2 separate regions of the Mus musculus genome follow, and region 2 is linked to region 1. The links are chromatin contacts, found by Hi-C in ENCODE. All regions are on one chromosome and are shown on one strand. Each heading gives the region's core, a stretch centred on a gene start or an enhancer-like site at or near the end of the contact. The rest is flanking DNA. Distances are from core to core; before and after follow the strand shown.

What was found. A loop is a pair of places that touch in the nucleus more often than their neighbours do.
Region 2: a map of heart shows a loop between it and region 1 (2.4-fold over the local background). The contact joins the enhancer-like site here to the promoter of Podxl in region 1. A Hi-C loop is called at or near these places in 2 of 37 maps with a recorded cell type or tissue (both heart).

The regions. Positions count from the first base shown.
Region 1 is chr6:31,562,225-31,566,002 of GRCm38, reverse strand. It overlaps Podxl (podocalyxin-like), which reads left to right and starts at 2,066. Exons shown (of 8, transcript NM_013723.3): 1 at 2,066-2,424. The coding sequence starts at 2,355.
Region 2 is chr6:31,594,931-31,598,708 of GRCm38, reverse strand. No RefSeq gene overlaps it. Among named protein-coding and RNA genes, the nearest start is that of Gm31486, 8.3 kb to the left of the region's middle. Within about 2 kb of position 1,793, at least 1 of the 3 ENCODE cell types and tissues checked has a DNase peak (open chromatin) inside an H3K27ac peak, as active enhancers do; it is heart, where a contact is called at or near this core.

The sequences.
Region 1 (3,778 bases), core at 817-3,316:
GCCTCATTCTGGAAGTAAATTGGGGGGTCCTGTCAGTACTGGAGATTGGGAACCACAATTCTGACTTTGCAGTTTTTACTGCAAAAAGTACCCCACTTCCTAAGTCTAGATATTTGCTGTCATTTTTAACTATGTGTGATCTAATAGTGGGGCCAATCTGAAATCATGTGAATGTAAAATGTCCCAGACTTTATCCACGAATTTAGTATTGATTGTTTTTGAGTTTGTATAGATTCGCTGAGTGAAAGGCATGATTCATCGGAGAGCATACAATTCATCGGAGAGCATACAAAACAAAAATTTCAACCTCAGTTTTGAAAAAGTGTTGCTTGGTTTGAGAAGCAAGCCTTTTGTTGGCACTACTGTCGAGGAGAACAGTGCTAAAAAAAAAAAAAAAAAAAAAAAAAAAGACCATCAGACACACATAAACACACACACCGGCGTATTCACAGGGAACACCCTCTGTCTTTCCCATACGCGGCGTGGAATACCATGCCAGAACGATCATGCAGAAACTTCCTAGTAAAGACAGCCTGGAAGCTCTTCTCAAACTTGAGGCCCGCTGCAAGGACGCCCCAACCCTACTCTTCCTAAGCGGTTTCACGATGAGCCTGCGCATAGCCCACTTGAGAGATTCATAAGGTCCACGGTCCTTGGGATCCGGGAACAATCTCTCCACTTAGGCTCATCTGACAGAAAGACTCCGGATTAGCAACCCAGGAGTCATGTGTGACAAATTTTCACCATATCCTTTCCGTGTCAGCCTCCCCTCCCCCTTCAGCTTTGTATCCCGAGATGAGAGTGCCACCTCTGCAGGGGACTCCACTGAGTCTGCAGCCCGCAAAGCCTCCCCGCCTCCCCAAACGAATAGGATGCGAGCTTCTTTGTCCTTTCACAGAGTAAACTCGGGTTTATGAGATTCTCCATTTATGAGATTCTCCAATTCCGATCTCCCACCTCAGGTCTATGGGTTTCTCACGAGCGAAAGCTGCTTCTTTCATTAAGGCTGTTCAAGGTTCTGGCCCTACGCTAAGTGCGTCTCCCAAGCAAGTGTCTCAGCAGCTGTTGGAAGTGTTGTTAGCCTTGTTCTTCGTATGTAAAGAATCAAAGCACTCAGAGTGAGTTAGCCCAACTAGGTTTTGAGCCCAGGTTGGATTTGACGCCGAGGCCCTTAAATCTCCATTGCTGCTTTTTATTCAGCAATATTATTTCTTATGGCTCAATTACAGTATTACGGGCTCTGTGCAAAGTATTTTTCCAGATTAATCTCAGAAGTAAGGCTGCTATTTACCACCTAAGGGATCTTAAACAACTTTTTAAACTATTTTTTTAACTCTATTTTTCTGTCTGCAAAACGAGGCTTAAAAATGTGACTGCCGTGAAGAGCAAGCGAATTAATACGTGCAAAGCACTTAGAACACAGACGCGCACGAATTAAGCGCTGAAATTTTTGCCTTAAAAGAGTCGCATCCATTTGTACATCGGTGGGAGAGGTTAAAAACAAAAACAAAAACAAAAACAAAAACAAAAACCCGTCCAGATGGTACGGGGCTCATCCCGGAGGACAGACTTGGGGACTGCACGAGATCCAGGCACCTGCTGGGCAGGGGACCTGCTTCCCTTGTTCTGCCGCAGGAAGGCGCTGAGGTCTGGGGGCCTGGAAGGGTCGGTTCTTATCGGAACTTCCAGACTGGGGGGGCCTGTGCCTGCGTTGTAAGGGCGGTAGCATTATGGAGGATCCGGGCTGATCCCCTGCAAAAGCAATGTGTAGGACATCCGCGGCATGGATTGATTGTCTGACAGGGTCCCTGGCGCGCGCGCAGGCAAGTATACACAGCGTGAGCACAGATTCACAGGCACACACACACACACACACACACACACACACACACACACACACACACACTCACTCACACACGCACTGCCCGGGACCGCCAGCCCCTGCTCCCCCGCCCGCCGCGCTCCAGGGCGGAGTTTCCTCCTCTGCTTATTGTTCGCAGCCCAGCGCCCGCCCAGCCGCCGCCCCGCCCGACCCCGCCGCCGCTGTGGGCGAGCTCCTGGGGGAGGGGGCGGAGGCCAGCGCGGACGGGACGGGGCGGGAGTCTTCGCAGCAACGTGCGCGGGGCCGCAGCGGCGCAGACACCGCCCGGGCCGCAGACACCTTCGCTCGTCGCTGCTGGCTCCGTGTCCCAGCCCAGCTCTGCGGTAGGCAGGAGGAGCGGCCGGATCGCGACTCCGGAGTTCGCGGCCGTCGCCAGGCCTCCCGGAGCGGCGCCGACGCTCCCGCTGTCCGGACGCGCGACCCTGCGCCAGCGCCGCAGCCACCTGCTCGGAGTCCCCGGGCGAGCACAACCATGCCTCCCACTACGGCGCTCTCCGCGCTGCTGCTGCTGCTACTGTCGCCTGCATCTCACTCCCATAATGGTGAGTGGACAGCCGCGGCTCTGCCGGGACCCCTGGTCATTCCCCTCCGCCCCAAGCCTGGTGGGGCTCCTGGGAAGCCGGCTGCACCGCGTGGTCGGACCGCTTGCAGCCTCTCCCGCGTGGCCGCACGCAGAGTCCTGACCTTGGCACCATCCACGCCCCCTCCAAATTGGAGAACCCCGCAGGTGCGGGGCCAGATCGTGGATTTATTCCTAGTCTTCACTGGTGTAGAGTGAGCCGGAGGTTGTGAGATTGTAAAGGGGGCACTTGGTGGGTTCGCTGGAGATGGGGGGGAAACTTTGGGTTGTGGGGAGGTCCCAGATTCCCGCATGACCACCAGAATGCGATTTCTCTTTCTCGTGTTTGGGGCTACTAGGGGACCGTATTGGGAGGTCGTTGAAACTAAGCAAAGCCGCGGGCAGGGACCACAAGAAGGAGCCCCTGAAACTGACCTCAAATCCCTAAATGCCCACGCGTGTAGCGTACTTCTTGTGCAAGCGCTTTTTCTTAAGCTTGTCCCGGGACGGGTGGAATAAGCGCTCCTTCCAGGGTCCCAGAGCCTGGTTCAGTGGGGTCCTTGCCTTCATGTTGCCAAAGGACCGGATTCTTTCTCAGAGCATGGCCAGGATGGTGGGCCCCTCCCACCCCTTTGTGTAAACAAGAAATTTCTTTCACAAATGAGGTTTGAGTTGTGTCTTAGTAATACCTCGGGCACCCATCTCCCATCAGACCCAGCTTGGAGACGATCCCACTACCTTCTTTCTGAAGGTGGAATGTTACTTTCTGTTTGAGAGGTCAGGCAGTGTCTGCAAACATAACCAGAGCAGGTGTCCCAAAGTCCCTGCCAAACAGCTGAGAGACTCAGCCCAGGAGAGAGAGGCAGGTTTCATAAACGGAGTAGCCTATCTTGAGCAGGTAGCTGCAGGGAGAAAGTAGCGAAGGGAGGCTTTCCAGAGTCGGAAGTACAGTGGTGACCGCCCAAGCGGGGAAGGGACTCTGCTGCTGTGGGAGTTAGTGTTGGGGGAACAGGATTCTGCAGAACAATGAGAGATGAGATGGTAGGGTGGCGAGGGCTGGTCCTCAGGGAATGGAGGTTTAAACCTCCGGAGGGTGGCCTGGGACTCCAACGGGACCTGGAAGGGAAGAGTACTCCCATTGGGGGAAGGGCCTGTGCTCCTTGAGGAGGGGTGCAGTTCGAGGAAGATGGGAAGAGCTTGGAGGGCCACAGTCTAACAAGGACCGACAAGTCTGTAGAGTGCCCTGGCAACTTCATGGTCTTCACATGCAGTCTTTTGGAGGGGGAGCCCCTAGTACCATTCAAAAGCCAGATGAGCTAGTTAGTCCACAGTGATTC
Region 2 (3,778 bases), core at 544-3,043, 33 kb before region 1:
TTTTTCATGTAGTATTTTTTTAAAAGTATTTTACATATTTTTAAAAAATACGACATATTTCAGTCATATTTTTTTCTCCTCCCTCGACTCCTCCCAGATCCTCTCCTGTGTTTTAAATATGGAGGGCAACTGTGAGGCTTCCTCTTCTAACAGGAAGTGGGGTTCAAAGGAAGACATTTATCTTCAAGGGCCTCCAAGGCTGCTAATCTCTTTCTACACACTTCAGCGCCATGACATCTGTCTCTGAGAATCACTGTCCAACCCTGGGCTCCCAAAGCAGTTTCACTCTCGGTTTTTGGATATCATTTTTGTTCTTCTAAAGGTTTGCTGTTTAATCTCCATGTGTATCTGGTCTTGTACTGCTCTGCTTGTCTCTTTTTCTTGGAGCTTTTAATTCCCCACTGAGTCTATCTGGATGTCTGTCTGTCTGTCTATCTGCCCGATTTATCTCCATGGTTTCTCCTTACGTGCACTGTTATTCTAATTTTTCTTGGAGCTTTTAATTCCCCACTGCACTGTTATTCTAATTTTTTTATAATTTGTTACGTGCACTGTTATTCTAATTTTTTTAAAGTATCTTTTTAATTAAAGATTTGGGTGGGCCCCAGGGCCACCCTCTATTCTAAACCTGCCTTTGTGTAGAGACTCAAGTCAGTGCAGCCAACCTCCCAATGAAAACACAAATACAATATATCGTGCCTAGTAGATTGAGGCAGGAGGATTGTTGCAATTTCAAGGTCCAACGTGGGCTACATAGAGTTCCAAACTCTCCCCTGTGTTATATAGTGAGACTCTGAGAGGTTGGGGGCTGTAGCTCATTGGGTAGGATGCTTACCCAGTGTGACATGAAGCCCTGGAAGCCATCTCCAGCAGAGCATAAGCAAGCATGTTAGACTATGCCTGTACTGTCAACACTCAGGAGTTCACAGTCATTCTCAGCTACACAAGAAGTTCAAGGCCAGTTTAGGATACATGAGACCCTCACTCTGGAAAAACAAAACACAAAAACCCTTACAAGTCCTCAGCCAGAGTCTTGGAGAGCAGTGTACATTTCTTCAGTGTCCGTGGAATGACGAAGGAAAGGTTGTACCATGGATCCATCATACATAAAATTTACTCCCATCTGAATGGGCTCTTGCTCTCTCTCTCTCCCTCTCTCTATTCTCCCTCTCCCTCCCCCCACACCCCATCTCTCTCTCCTTCTCTCCCTGAAATTCTTCTGAATTTTGCTGTTGTTTTGAAACAGATGAAGGACAGTCCTCTGGTACACTTACCATACTGCAAAGAAGTTGAACTTAGGGCCTCCTGCCTTCTTGGCCAGTAACCTATTGATAGAGCTTTATCCTCAACGCTTGCAGGCCCTGTTCTCATGTGTACTGCATACAGGATAGGTTTGCCACTCATCAAGGTCTCTGGGCCTGTGAAATTGGGACATTGAGGGGCAGGGTCGATTTATTGGGTACTGACTTATAAGGCTGTCAAGTCCTTCAGACCCTCCCAGGAGGATGGCTCTTCCCCTAACAAGGACAGCTCGCTCTCTCTCTCTCTCTCCCCTCAAGTCGTAAAGATCACCCCTTAGTCTACTGGGTCCCCTCCACCCAATGTGCGCCTCTCCAGCCCAGCCTGGCAGTGGAAGGGGAGTGAAGCCGGAGAAGAATCTGTGGAAATTCGAGGCTTTCATCTCTTAAACAAATAGCGCATTCCTCTGGGTTGCCGCTGCTGCTGGAATTAAACAATGATGTGTTCAGGGAGGCTCCAAGGCGTTACCTTAGCAACGCCCAGGCTGTTTTCATGCAAGATCCAGTTAAAGAGGAAGGAGAACAAAAAATAATCAAGGGACAGCCCTGGCTGGGGTCCAGGGACGAGGGTCTTTGGCTGAGTATTCGTGTTTTGTGTTCTGCTGGGTTTGTGGCCCTTCTTCTGCTAAGCTTCCTCTAGCTCTCCTGGTGTGTGCACGCCTGCGAGGCTGGCTCCCTGGAATACTAACACAGGCTCAGAAAGGAGACGGACAGACGTTACAGGTGGTCCGGCCTAAGCAGAGGTGACTTAGAAAGTCTAAAGGTCACAAGCCGAAGAGGACAAAAGAAGGTGCCTGCAGTCTTCTCCAAAGAGACTGATGGGCCTGTGACGGAGACCCAGACACACAGGCCCCTGCTGCCCACAGCATGGCCCATGGCACAAAAGGATCAGTGGCTCTCGGGAGCACCAGAGCCGTGCTGTATGCCCCAGCACCCTGGGTGGTTCATTTTTGCTTGTAATTCAGAGGCTTGGATAACTGATGGTGTCGTTCACACCTGTAGTCAAAGTGCTTGGGAGACTGAGGGTCCCGGCTTGTTACAAATCCAAGTCAGCATGGGCTACAGAATGGGACCTTGAAAAACAAAACGTGGTGGTAGTGTTGGGTTTTCTACGTCTTTCCTTGGTCATGGTGTCTGTTCTCAGCCGTAAACCCCTAACTAAGACGTGTAGTGAGATCTAGGTCCCCCAGAGCTACACAGTGAGACCTTATCTACAACAAAACTACAACACATAAAAATAATTTTCTTTTCTTTCTTTCTTTCTTTCTTTCTTTCTTTCTTTCTTTCTTTCTTTCCTTCCTTGTTTCTTTCTTTCTTTCTTTCCTTTCTTTCTTTCCTTTCTTTCTTTCTTTCCTTTCTTTCTTTCCTTTCTTCCTTTCTTTCTTTCTTCCTTCCTTTCTTTCTTTCTTTCTTTCTTTCCTTTCTTTCTTTCCTTTCTTTCTTCCTTTCCTTTCCTTTCTTTCTTTCTTTCTTTCTTTCTTTCTTTCTTTCTTTCTTTTCTTTCTCTCCTATAGAACCCTCTCAGGTTCAGCCCTAGTACTTGTTAGGGAAACAGCCTCAAACTCAGAAACCTGCCTGCCAAAAAAAAAAAAAGAAGAAGAAAGAAAGAAAAAAAGAAAAACAAAACGCTAGGAGTCAGTGCCTGTTCTCTCTCCCCTTCCACCACAGGATCCCGGGACAGAGCTGAGCTCAGGTTGTGGGCTTGGCAGCCAGTGCCTTTAACCTTGACCCTTCTCTTTGGCATGAAGTTTGTTTCTTTTTCTTTATGTGTTTGGTGGGGGGAGTGGGATTTTTGTTCTTTGTTTGTTTGGTTGGTTGGTTAGGGTTGTTGTTTTTTTGGTTTTTATTTTTTGTTTTCTGAGACAGGGTTTCTCTTTGTAGCCCTGGCTGTCCTGGAACTCACTTTGTAGACCTCAAACTTACAGAAATCCACCCACTTCCCCAGTACTGGGATTAATGGAGCTACCATATAGTTTCTAAGAATTGAACCTGGGTCCTCTGCAAGAGCAGTAAGTGCTCTTAAGCTTTGAGCTATCTCTCCAACCTCCTTTCAAATGTTATTTTTTATTTTGTATGTCTGAGTGTTTTACCCACGTGTATGTATAGTGATATGAGTGCATGTCCACCACTTGTGTACCCAAGGGAACTGGAAGAGGGTATCTGTTGAGGTTTGGTCTTTTGCTGTCTATTGTAATGCAGAATGTGGGTCCCCAATATGAAAGAGTCTGCATATACACCTTGGCCCCAAGTTATCACTGACTGGTAAATAAAGATGCCAACAGCTAATAGCTGGGCAGAGGAGACATAGGTTGGGTTTAGGGAAAGGAACCACGAGGGAGAAAAAGGTTTAGGAGGAGGAAGGAGAAGCTGCCATGGGTTAGGGGTCAAGAGAATGTGGCCCTGAGGGCTGGCCAATTGGAGTTAAGAGCAGCCCAGATGGAACACAGCAAGTAATAACTCGGGGTTATCAATAGGGAAGG